Linked DNA regions of Mus musculus: region 1 is linked to region 2. The links are chromatin loops, found by intact Hi-C in ENCODE. Cell type or tissue: left cerebral cortex. All regions are shown on one strand. Links, peaks and the distances in the headings refer to the core of each region. The heading gives the core; the rest is flanking DNA. Region 1 overlaps Pcbp3 (poly(rC) binding protein 3). Region 2 overlaps Gm3137 (predicted gene, 3137).

Region 1 (2,500 bases), core at 1-2,500, 230 kb before region 2:
CCAGACACTTCATCTGTGCACCAGGTAAAGTGGCTACTGCCTTGCCCCATCCAGACCCGCACACTCTGCTTTCAGATGCTTCGACTCCATTCAGGCAGCTTGCTTATGGCTCTCCGTTTCCCCTTGCCCTGGACCCTATCTAGGCAGAGGACACAGAGGCCTCTGTGCTCACTCTGCATCTGGACACACCCTCTCGGTCCTGAGCTCTCCTTCTGGCCATCCCCAGCCTGCTTGCCATTTCTGATGGACTTGGGGCAAGACCTTTCACCCGCTATGGTGGCTTTCATGTGGCTGTCATATGCTATCTTGCCATTGACTGGAAAGGACTAGCTAGTATTTTGAAAACATTGAAGAGAGACAGACAGGACATTTTCAGGCCACTTGACACCTTTTTAAGCAAACAAGGTGGTAGAAGGGAGGAGGTAAGCTTGGCTCAGGCCCTGAAACCACTCCCTATGGGTTTTTATTATGGTTTCCTGTCTCCTTGATGAAGGGTGTTTTAGGGACTATATGTGTGTTTTAGGAGGTAACAAAGCATCTCTTCACAGAGAGCTATATTCCTTAAAGCTGCTAAAAATAGCTTGGTTTTATTTCATTTGGGGGCACCTCAACTTTTATACCAAATGTCGGGACACATGCTTTACAGGAGCCTGTACCCATTACTAACACGGCTTAACACACCACAGTGTTCTGGGAAGCAGGAAGGATTGGTAATAATTAAAATTACTAACACTTTCAGGACTTGGGGTTTAGTTCAGCAACAGCACGTACTTAGACTGTCTGAGGCTCTCAGTCTAATCCTTAGCATAAAACATAAAGTTCCCAGGATACCTTGAGATCCTTAGGCTAAAGTAAACCATAGCCATACTACCCACAACCTGCAGATACTTTTTTCTGCAATGGTCTGTCTGATGCTATGCTCTGTCCTGCTATTGGCAAAGATAGATGTTAAATACCTATCTAGGGGACTCAGGCTGCCCTATTTACCACCACAGGCTGAGGCTGTTTCCCAGGCACTGAGCCATAACCTTCCACTAGGAGGCACTGTTTTCTTAAGAAAAGCAGCTCTGGAGATTCAAGGACAGGACACCAACAGCATTAACACAAAATGCAGTTGTGAAACTCTGGGGAGCTGATGCTTAAATCTTGGTTTCAAGTTTCACAGAGCAAATCACAATCTAGTATTCCACATAGCAGATAAGTCATTCCAGTAATCTCAGAGATCCCGCAGAATCAGCAGCAGAGAGCTCATTTCAGACAATCACAGGAAACTACTGTGAAGGATGGACTGTCTCTTCCTGAGATATCATTTCAACATCCTCATCCAATTCACTGTGATAGTTTCCACCTGGAATGTCCTCCAAGGGTGCGTGTGTTAAAGGCTTGGCTTCTAGCCTGTGTTGCTTTGAGGAGATGGGATATTTAATTTTGTCTGTCAACTTGACAGGATCTAGAATCACCTAGGAGACCAATCTTTGGGTGTGTCTGTGAGGAGGTGTCTAGATGGCTCAACTGAGGTGAGAAGACATACTCTTATAAGAACACTCACCACACCATTGCCTTAAGATGAGCATCACCATAGCACAGCCTAGGGTCTCAGACTGAATAAAAAAGAGAACGTGAATACAATAGCAGCACTCATCTCTTCTTGACTACAGATGGAACGCAAGCAGGTGCCTCGTGCTCCTGCTGCCATGCCTCCCCCGCCGTGATGGATGGTACTCGTGACCTGTAATCCAAAATAAGCCCCCCTCCCTTTAGTTGCTCTTCGTCGGGTATTTTACCACAGCAGCAAGAAAAGTAACTCTAATATAGGAGGTGATGGGAGTTTTAAGAGGTGGGGCTTAGAGGGAGGCCTTGATATCACTGGGGCGTGTCCTTGAAGGGGAGTGTCGGAGTTCAGTCTCATCCTTCTTCCTTTTATTTGCTTCTTGGTTATGGGGTAAATGGTTTGGCTATATCACACATTTCTGCCACCATATGACAAAAACCTGAGTCCTAAGAACAAAGAAGCTGCAGCTACAGTTAACTGTGATGCTAACTCTGGAGAACTATGTGATGCTAACTCTGGAGAACTCTGGGCCAAAATAAGCCTTTCCTTTAGAAGCCCATGCGTCTTAGGTCACTGTTAATGGGAAACTCACCAGAGACCATGGTTCTGAGGAGTGGGGACATTGCTAGATATTACCGTCAAGAGTGCTATGAGGCTTTAGAACGGCTTAAGAGAGCAGTTTGGAGAGCCAATCTAGAAATGGCATGGACTATTCAGGTGGAGCTTGGACATGATTCTTATGAAGCAGCAGTGTGGACGAGGGTGGGGAGGGTGAGGGGCACTGATGAGGTTGCAGTGGAAATGAGGACTCCACTGGGAGGAATAGAGAGCATGAGATTTAAAGACAACACAGCACACACACATGCACATGCACATGCAGAAAGGGAGAGGGGGAGGGAGAGAGAAAGACATGGGTAGCATTGGTTGCTCTTAGCCAAATTTCCCATG
Region 2 (10,528 bases), core at 3,103-5,602:
ATGATGTGTGAGGAGGAGGAGAATATTTACTGGCCAGACTGTGCCTGGTAGCCTCTACTTGGGCTCCTCTAGCTGGGGGCTCTGCCTAGAAGCTCTGCCTGGGAACCCCTCCCTCCACACAGACCTCGTGCTCCTTTGAATGGGAGCTACAGATGGGAAAGTGGCTCCAGACTAGGTACAGTGTATGAGCAGGAGAAGACTTCTTTTGAGTTATGCAAACAAACTATGCATTTAATAGAACAAAGACCTTAGAATTGACCTGGAAAAAAATCTAACCATGATGACTCACACCTATAATTCTGGCACTTAGAAGGGGGAGGCAGGAAGATGATCATGAGTTCATGGCCAGCCTGGGCTATATAATAAGATCACGTCCAAACAACATATCTTTTAAACTCTGGAAGCTACCCTTGTTTCCAGTGTATGTGTGTGTGTGTGTGTGTGTGTGCACATGCATGTATGAGTGCATGTATGTGTGTGTGCATACATATGTGCATGTGTGTGTACATGTGTGTACATGTGTGTGTATCTGTGTGCACATGCATGTGTGTGTCTGTGTGCACACACATGTGTGTGTATGTGTGTGCATGCATATGTGTTTCTGTGTCCCCTCTTATTATTCACTGACCTGAGGACACACGAACACACACACACAGCACACTCCCATTGCTAGTCGCCTACTCCTACTATTCACCTACTTCTAGAGGTGCACTGGAGGGTCGTTCTTTACTCTGACCAATTGGAAGTCTGCTCACCTCCTTCTGCAGCAGCCTTGTGGGCTGTCTCTACCCATCCTTGGGATATGAATATTGACTGCAGAGGGCGCTTCCGAGGCCTGCACGTATCCTCTGTTTATTTCAGCAGCTTCCTCATACCTGATCTGTTTCTATGTTTCATCTCTCAGTACTTTAACCTTTGCCTTTCTACGTGTGTGTTCTGGGCCTCTGCCAGCTGTTGCATTTACACGTGCTGTTCCATTAGTTCCCTCTCTCGTCCAGCAATGCTCTGCTTCACTCTGGGGGTACCACGATCTGCAGCCCTGCAGACATCCAGGCTAAGAAACCGGCCTCCACCCTCACCTCAAGTCCAGTGCGCCCCATCCCCACCCCAGTATGACACTCACCAGAGCATGGCTCCTCCACCTGGTAGCCTTTGCTGAATGAGTCCTAGTGGGCTTTCCTACCCATCTCTTCTGGAGATCCTTTCAACTCCCCAGGGATCTCAGGAGTCCCCAACACTGTGACAATGGAAGCAAGTACTTCCTTCTCCCCTGGGGAAAAATCAGAAGCACTCAGCAACTGGAGGTGACTAAGTCAAGATTCCAAACCCAGTCACAAAGCAAGCTCGAGGCTTGTATTCCCATCTGGGTGTGCCCATGTGGTATCAGGATTGGCAGATAGCCCAGCAAGGACAACCCACCCCCATAGCCACCCTCACCCAAGTCATCACCACTGTCCCTGAGGTCCCCACTGCTACATCCTCCAAACTCCTGTACTTCCAACAGCAGGAGGCTGGGCACTGCTTGGTTTAGTCTTAGTGCAGCATTTCGAGAATTCAATTAGTTTTAATTAGTACAAATTTAATCCATTTTAATTAGTTTTAACTAATTGTAAACTCTTAATTAGTAAAAACTCGGGCTTTACACCCAAGAATTTCAGACGGAAGACTCCCCTTTACCAGTTGGAAATAACACGGACATGGAAGATGCTGGGAGGTGGCAGTCAGGGCCTGATTCCTTCACAAGGCCTATGCCCCTTGCTGGCTGCCTGCAATATGGCTGTCAGCTTCCATTCCCACCTGAGGATGCTCGTGTGATGCTTTGATCACGTGGACTGGGTCCTAAAGGCTTCTGCCTATATGACATAATATGTCTATCACTCCCTACTCTTTCCACAGGATCCTTGGAGTCTGAAGGGCACTTCTCCTGGCTCCCCAAGTCCCTGGTCCTTCTTCCCAGCTCTGTAAAACTCCTCCCACCTTTATGCTTTGGGGCTTTTACCATGACCTTTGAAAGGTTGATCCTGGATGCCTGCCCACCGAAGAGATGAAATTCAGAGAGATTCCCCAATACCTTTGTCACTCCCTCATCTCCTCTACTCTCCCCCCCCCCAAAATATTGGGGAGCCAGGATGCTGAGGCAAAGTGCAAGGACTGGCCCTGCCCTGCCTCCTCATTACCATCCCCTCCTGTTCCCCGCCCTTCCCCAGATGTCTTAGACCTGGGGGCTCAGAGGACAAAGAATGGTGAGAAAAACCTCTAGGTCTGGAGTCAGTGCCCTGGACTGATGTCACTTCACTTCTGTGACAATAGATTTCCAGCTCTGTCTACTAGAGATGTGACCCTGCCAGCTGGGGGTGTGCCTCAAGCTGGCATTGCGGGACCGCCAAAAGCAGGGACACCTAGAGACACTTATTATACATGGGCAAAGCAGAAAGGAGAGCCTACCCCATCCACCAGGAGGGGGTATTCTTGGTCATACATCCTCCACCTCAGATCTCAGTCCAGCCAAAACAGGAAGCAGGGGACCAGGTATCTCAGGGAAGTGTGGTTTCTGCAGCTGTTCTGCCTTTTGTAGCCTTGGAGCCCGTCTAACCCCAGCTCCTCTGCCCCATAGAAAGAGGCTGAGCCCGGGACACAGCACCAGACTTTGACAGGGCTCTATATCGACCTTGAATTTCAGGAAAAACAACTAGAGAAAACTCAAGTTCCCGAGGTGCAGCGTGAGGAAGCGTTGCTTAGAAATACTAGCAAAATAAAAGGAGACAGTATTTTGGAAATAGGAAACTGGATCTGTAAACATTGTCAGCTAACAGGTAACCCCCAGGGAGAGGAGGAGGCAGAGGAATTGTTGCCGATTCTCAGTTTTCACTAGGAAAAAAAAGAATAGGATCAACATACAGTGTTAGAGTTGGCCAAATTGAGACAGAACTCAGAAAGCAAACTCACGCTAGGGCAATTCTTATCAATTCATCAAAGGCAATAGGAGAAAAATCATACTTAGTGCTATTAGCAATAGCCAGAAGCAGGTGGCACTCAAGCATCCATCATGGGTGATAGGCAAAGGGAAAGAGACCCATGCACACAATGGAGTCTTACTCATCCTTTCAAAGGAAAAGCATTCTGGTGTATGCTATACAGCATGCCAGGATCTTGAAGGCATTGTGCTAAGTGAAACAAGCCAGTCGCAGGAAAGGCACCATCGATTTTGTTCGTCAGGTTCCTGCTGTCATCAAACCACTGACACAGAAAGCAGAGAGGTGTCTGTAGGGGCTGGAAAGTGGAGAGATTGTCAGTGTTTTAATAGGGGCAGAGCTTCAGTGCAAGGTGATGGGGGTAGTCTAGAAATGGCGGCTATGACTGTATAGCCATGTGAAGGACTCTGCTGTTTGTCCGGTTACCTGAAAATGATTCAAATGGCAAATTTCATGTTATATATGTTTTACCATTCATTAAGAATAAATGTAACAACAGACTGGCCTGGGTTAGGGTGGGATGGGGGCCAGCTGTGAGGCCAAGGACCACCCTGCTCTTAGTCCACTGGGACTTGACACCTGGGAATTCTCTCAGGTTGGCCAAGGATGCAGCCTTAAATGTATTCACTGTGCACTCTTGATGCCTGGAGATGTGTACCAACTGGTCTCCTTAGAACAGCGATCCTCAACCTTCTTAATGCTGTGACCCTTTAATACAGCTCCTCCCATTGTGAAGACACCCCCTCCCATAACCATAAAGTTACTTTTGTTGCTGCTTCATAACTGTAATTTTGCTACTGTTATGAATCGTAATGTAAATATTTTTGGAGACAGAGGTTGGCCAGAGGGGTCGTGACCCACAGATTGAGAACCACTGTCTTAGCCCTCACCCCTGAGCAGCCACATCAGGAAGGACCTGATAGAGCTCATTGTGTAGGACACACTAGCTTCCCAGGCCCTTCTGGGGAAGAGACACCCTCTAGGGAAGGCCTCCACAGCCTGCTAGCCACCAGATCCAGCAGGGCCATGTTAAGGGACAGAAGCTGCACTGATCTCAAGCTAAGGGCCAACCAAGGCTTCCTCTCACCCTCAGATCCATCTTTGGATAGGGCAAGGCAGGTTTAGGAGGTTGGTGGTGGGGGGCTATGTTAGAGTGTTCTGCACACACACATTTTGAATTTGAGGAATCTATACCTTGGGTTTGCTGGGAGGTAAGGAGCTGTATGTATCCCAGGCCAATGTAAAAGAGACTCAACGCCCTTTGTCTCCTGAAATGTCTTCCTGCTAGCAACAACAAGGATGAACCGCTGGTTCCTTCTGTCTAAGGGCCCCATGGACCATTCCGAGTGAAGGACAGTCTCAGGCCAAGACCTTGGTTCTACCTCTTAATTTTGAGCCAAGTACTTCCTGTATGCCACTGTGGATGGTAGTGATGATGTCCCTCCTCCCAGGAGTCTCAGGACAGCGGCATCCTGGGATTGGAAGCCAGAGGTAGGTCTCTTGGGACTATCCTCACCTGAACTGGGGGAGGTGTTATCTCTCTGCTCCATTGTGCCTAATCTGACCCAGTAAGACCGACCCCTCTTGTGCCCTGAAGTCACTGTGTGACTACACTGCCCCCTAGTGGCAGAATGGTACACCTCCCTGCACCGGCAGCCATCCAGTTCCATTGGGTTTTATTATCTCAACAATACATGCAGCCTATCAGTGAACGGTGTGCTTCCTGCCATCCTGGAGAGACATAAAAACTGAGATCAGAGAGTTCTTTGTACAGCGATGCCCAGTACGCGACCCCTCTCTGCCTTCCAAAGACTGCATGCATTCCGGGAATCCAGAGAGCTGTGAAACAGACCCTCGGGTTCCAGGAACGAAATACTCGTGGCACTGGAACTCAACGGGAGGGGAAGGAAGAGTGTGCAGGACCCAGTACAGCCCCGAGCAGCAGACAAGCTCCCTCATCCTATCCTCGGCTCCATGGGGCTCAGGAAGAGCTCACTTGGTCGGTTGTCAGCCTCTGAGCTGGGCCATGCACAGCAGCAACGATGGCTGCTATGAAGTGGGTCAAGATGTCTGGCACTCAACTGGACACCGGTGGCATGAGAGACTAGAGGATGTCACCAACCCCTGCCTGATCGCAACATTCCCCCCAACCACAGCCATATGTAACAGGTTTGGGACATTGTAGACTTCTACTTTTCTCTTTGAGTATCTGGTTCTTTCTAGGTAAACTGGCCCATATTCTGACTATTTTAACTGATCTTGTCCTGCAGACTCTGCCTCTGTGATTTTTTTTTTAAGGTGGAGAGAGGTATAGAAAAATAACCAGTGTCAACATCTGGAACACCTGCACATACATTTGTCCAGGCATGTGCACTCGGGGAGAGAGAGAGAAAAAAAAAATCACAGCCCTGAAAATATTCTAATCAGTCTTCTGATTGAGTCATGGAAATGAACCCAAAACAGCAACCTATCCATAGACCAATGAATGGGTGCGAGTTCATAACACACGCACCGACGCATCTCACCCAAGAACACGCCGAGGAAAGTTAATCATTAATCATTCTTGAGCTGTATTATTTATAGAGGAATAAGTGTGATTGAAACATGCTACACGTGAACACTACCTCTTAGCTCTAGGACATTGCGTACCGCCTGTATCCAAAGGCCAATGTCCTACTACCCAGCTGGCCATGTTTCCTCCCACCCGGGCCTCCTGGGGCCCAGCTTCCCGCTGCTGTCTCCCTCCTAGCTGCATTGGCCTGACTCCCAGTAGGGCAGTTAGGAGCTTGCAATCTCTCCCACCCCAGGCCTCTCACCCATGCATGGCAGAACAGAAAAACCATCTTTATTGAGGTGCAATTCACAAGTAAGAAACACTCAGTCATGTGATTAAGGTGGCTGTACCTAATGACCACATTCTGCCTGTCAAGAGAGTTCACACGTAACCCAAGAGCCCAGCCCTACCCAGTATCCTCTGCTAGCCACAGGCTTCCTGGCAGAAGAGAGCCTTGCCATTGGACAGGGCACACAGCAGGGACTCTTGCCCTGGGCAACACTATATCAACAACACTATAATTTTGAAGAGTCACCCAAAGCCTGTGTCACCACAGAGGCCATGGGATTGTCCCTTAGGTCCTGCTGCATGTCTGGGTTGCTGTTAGTTGTGAGCAGTTTTGAATAAAAGTGCATGAGCCTTGTAGGAACATGCTTTGCTCCTCCTGAGAAGGGGGACAGAGAGTTGGACACACTTGACTTTTCCAGAACAGACGTGCCCCTTGCCACCCGTGATTGCTGCGTGTTGTCGCCAGCACTTAGCACTGTCTGGTTTTAAGTATTCTTGAGGGCACATGTTGATTGGTGAGGAACAATATTAGACACACTTTCACACGCTTAGGACTCAACTGTTCAGACCTTACATATTTTACTTTTATTACATTTGTCTAGTGTGTGTGCATGCTTGCAATCACACACACACACACACACAAGTCAGCAGACAATTTGCAGGAGTCAGCACCTCTGTGTGGGTCCCAGGAATCTGGCTCAATTTGCCAAGCGAGGTAACAAGTGTCTTTAACCCCTTTGATGGCCCAGTTGTTTCGTATTTTAAAAATTGAGCATCCAGCCAGGCGTGGTGGTGCACGCCTTTAATCCCAGCACTTGGGAGGCAGAGGCAGGTGGATTTCTGAGTTCGAGGCAAGCCTGGTCTACAAAGTGAGTTCCAGGACAACCAGGGCTACACAGAGAAACCCTGTCTTGAAAAACCAAAAATAAAAAAATTAAAAATTGGGCATCCCATTTTCTTAGTCTTAAGCTATGACGGTTGTTTAGGTATTCTGAATACATGCCCATGCCCTGGATGAATATTTTCCACCAGGCATGGCTTGCTTTGCGGTTCATTTAATGGTACATTTTGGTGCCCAGACTGATAATTCTCTCTTTTGGAGACTTTGCTTCCTGGATCCTTAATGCCTGCCTAAAGGAAGGACTCTTGCCTTTGGCATCCTATTTGGGAAGATGAGGACTCTTTTTAAAATCCCAGAACTTAGTACAAAAGTTTGGATGTTGAATGTCCCCTGAAGGCCCATGTTCTGAAGGCTTTGTTCCCAGTGTGGTATTACAAAGAGTGGTGGCACTTTTTTTTCCCTTGAGACAGGGTTTTTCTGTGTAGCCCTGGCTGTCCTGGAACTCACTTTGTAGACCAGGATGGCCTCAAACTCACAGACATCCAACTGCCTTTGCCTCCCAAGTGCTGGTGTGTACCACTATTCATAGCTGTTGATGGTATTTATAAAGGGTGGGACCTAGTGGGAAATCTTTAGGTTACCAAGTGCACACCTTGACCTTGAAGGGAGCTGTTCTATCCAGCATTTTCCTGGTTCCTTTTGCTTCCTGACTGTAGCCTGAGCAGCTGTGTTGTTCTACCAGCTCCTGCCGTGGCCCTCTGCCTCACTACAGACCCAAAGCAATAAGGCCAAGTCACTATCGCCCAAGATAAACCTCTCCTTTTGATCAGCTAATTGTCGCAGGACTTCTGTTCAGCGATAAGGAGGCATGTGGACTGCCATAGGACTCCTGAAGATGATGGAAATGGGCCACACCCAAGTTTTCCAGTCCACAGCCAAGAGCTTTGGGCAGCAGGCAAGCAGGAGATGTTCACTAGGCAACTGGAGTTTACCGAAGCAAATGTAAATGGTGTTATCTTCTAATTTAGGTACGTGACCCATTTGAAGTTGTATTCATGAGTACAGATAGATTGGTTTTGTCCACCGCCCCCCCACACACACACACGGAGCTGGGAATGGCATCCTGGGTCTTATGCAAGTTGGGCAAGCTCCTGTCCCAGAGCTCCCTCATTCCTGGTGTCTGCTCCAGTCCCATGGAGACCTTGAACTCCTTCAGTTCTCAAGACTGTCTTTCCTCAGTGAGACACTTTTTCAGAGAAATTTTTGGTTGAGACAGGGTCTCTTTACTCATTCCTGGCTGTCCTGGAACTCATTACATAGACCAGAGTGGTCTCTGACTCACAGAAAACTGCCTGCCTCTGCCTCCTGACTACTGGGATTAAAGGTATGAACTACCATGCACAGCATTTAGCCTCCCCCCCCCCCCATGAGCTTTTGGTCCTCTTGCCTCTACTTCTTGTGTAGAGTCCTGGGATTTCCAATAGATTTATTAGGATTTTTTTTCCTGAGAACTGAAGTTTTCAGCAAAGCAAACAAACCACACATGCTGGTGTCGAAGATTTCACAAGAGCGATCCACTGGTTATAACCTTAACGTTGTGACATGCTGGAATGTTGCAGATCCACAGCTGATTTCTCTTGGGGTAGGTTTAGTTCCCTGAATAGCAGTCATTGCCCACTGCTGTGTCTGACCCAACACCCTTTGGATTAAATAAAACCTTTAGAATGTATTAACGGCTTCTGCCAACCCTGAAGCTAAGAATATCCTCAGATAGCATCCAAAGCCCATAGCAGAGGCTCCCTTGCTGGTCTGTAACCTGCCTACCTAGTGTTTCCACCAATGGACTTGGGAAATACCTTGGTATCCTTTTGTTCTGTGGGCATAAAAGTGTGTGCAACTGCTTCTATGTCAGAACATGTTATCCCGAGCAACCAGAATCTGCATTCCTTGGCTTGGAATAAACCATCCCATTCTCAAAGGGGATGATGGGAGGGATGGGGGCTCCTTCATAGTCTGTATTATGAAGACATGCTTGAACTCCACGTTGTAAAAAGGAGTTGGGGATCCATGTTATGAACTGCCCAGCATAGACATGCTGCTAATGACTTGTTTGTTCTGAATTAACCCTTCCCGGCCCAGGTGGCTCTGAGGTGTACAAGGCTGGCACCAGGAGAAACCAACTTGACTCAGCATTTTAAGAAGTGCCTGAGCCCACCCATCCACAGAAGGAGGGAAGAGAGAGAGCAAGGCATGGTTAACAGGAGAAACATAAACATTACAAGTTCAAATGTGTGCCTGACCACCAGACCAGAGGGACAGGACTGAGCTCTGAGAAGACCTGAATCTCTAGTTCCCTCTCACATTCTCCCTGTGTAGCTGCCGGCCAGAAATGAGATGCAAGATTGATGTCTAGGAAAAGAATGGAGGAGGAAGAAAGTAATGTCTAGGCCAGCCAGGCTGCTGAAATCTGAAGGGCCACCAACGACCCTGACTGAAGGTTCAGGGGCAAGAAGGGCCCCACTCATCATCTTTTAGGACCTCAGGGGTGTGTGTGTGTGTGTGTGTGTGTGTGTGTGTGTGTGTGTGTCTGTGTGTGTGAGTGTTTATCTGTGTGTATCTGTGAGTATCTCTGTGTGTGTCTGTATGTGTCAGTGAGTGTATGTGTGTATGTTTGTGTGTGTGTGTTTGTGTCTGTGTGTGTCAGTGTGTGTCTATCTCTATATGTGTCTGTATCTGTGTGTGTGTGTGTCTGAGTGTCTGGATGTGCATGTGTGTATCTGTCTGTCTCTGTGTGTGTATGTGACGGCAGGCCCCTCACTAGGCCGCCTGTTATACCTTATTTCCTTGCTGACAGGGTATAGCAGACATTTTTCCCTCTCACTGATAGCATCCAGACCTGTGCTAGAGCAGAGGCTAAGGGGACCTGTGGATTGGGAGGGGGCAGCAGATCTCCTGAGGTGCCCACTCAGAACCATCCAGAATCCTGGGCAGAAGAGACACCATCTACCATGACAGATTTGAGGTGCCCTGCCCAAGATAGCCTCCTAAGCTGAGCTTGAGAGCCTCTGTTCCACCATGGCCTCCCAAATGCTGGTCCTGAGGCTCTCAAGACCCAGAAGTGACAGTAGGGCTCCCAAGCAGAGGAAACCAGCTGCCTAGTCTCCTGTCCCCACCGATGCTGATGTCAGAGCTGATAAAAGAACCACACTAGGCCTACTGATTTGTCCAAGTAGCTGTCTCAGTCTTGCTTCAGCAGCCACATGTCACTGATGCAGGGGCTATAGAAAAGGGATAGTTGCTGCCTTTAAGACATCCAGGATTCACCTTGGCCACTGGGATGGTATGGTGTGTTCCTCTAGCACATAGCACCAGGCCCCTATGCTATGGATGCCTTCCAGAGCCCTCCCTCCTCTGTTCTTTCTCTCCCCTTTCCATACTCCCTCCCTGGACTTCCCACCTTAGGCCCAGAGTTCACTCTGCCAAGGCTGAATGGTCACCTTGGCTCCTCCCCCTTCGCTGGATATGTTGCAAACTGACCATTGCCCCTCATAATGCCTAGCAGCAGGACTCAACTCTTAATATTCCTTTTCTCCACCGGCTGAAGGCCATCTGGCTGCCCTTTGATACTAAGTCCTCCTGTCCTGGGAACCCCGCTCTTGAGGGGAACAGATGGTCCTCCCTGCTTCAAAGTGTGTCCTTCTGAACCTGAGGGGTCTGGCCAGGAGCTAGACGGGGCCACTCCTAATGTCATGGAACCTATAGGATCCTTATGGGAGGCCAGCAAGTAAGTGGCCTCTGAGTAAATTTCCTCCCCAGAGACATAGTGTCTTCCAGGCTGGGTCAGAAACAGATGCATCTCTTAGGTCAGGTCAT

The links. A loop is a pair of places that touch in the nucleus more often than their neighbours do. Peaks named below come from ENCODE experiments on the same cell type or tissue, not always from the same donor. Only the 100,000 strongest peaks of a DNase experiment are listed, where the experiment ranks them.
Region 1: a loop joins it to region 2, with 5 times the contacts of the local background. A loop is called at or near these places in 8 of 42 quality-filtered maps.

The regions. Positions count from the first base shown.
Region 1 is chr10:76,790,640-76,793,139 of GRCm38, forward strand. The region is part of intron 7 of Pcbp3 (poly(rC) binding protein 3); the gene reads right to left. Among named protein-coding and RNA genes, the nearest start is that of Col6a1, 66 kb to the left of the region's middle. In left cerebral cortex, for the core only: a CTCF peak has its summit at 1,044 (motif pointing right); a DNase peak (open chromatin) is centred at 1,041.
Region 2 is chr10:77,016,975-77,027,502 of GRCm38, forward strand. Gm3137 (predicted gene, 3137) reads right to left here. Exons shown (of 4, transcript NR_152191.1): 2 at 1,124-1,270. Gm10787 (predicted gene 10787) reads left to right here. Exons shown (of 3, transcript NR_045882.1): 3 at 4,261-5,240. Among named protein-coding and RNA genes, the nearest start is that of Gm3137, 7.3 kb to the right of the region's middle. In left cerebral cortex, for the core only: a CTCF peak has its summit at 4,596 (motif pointing left); a DNase peak (open chromatin) is centred at 4,647; H3K4me3 peaks cover 500 bases; H3K27ac peaks cover 404 bases.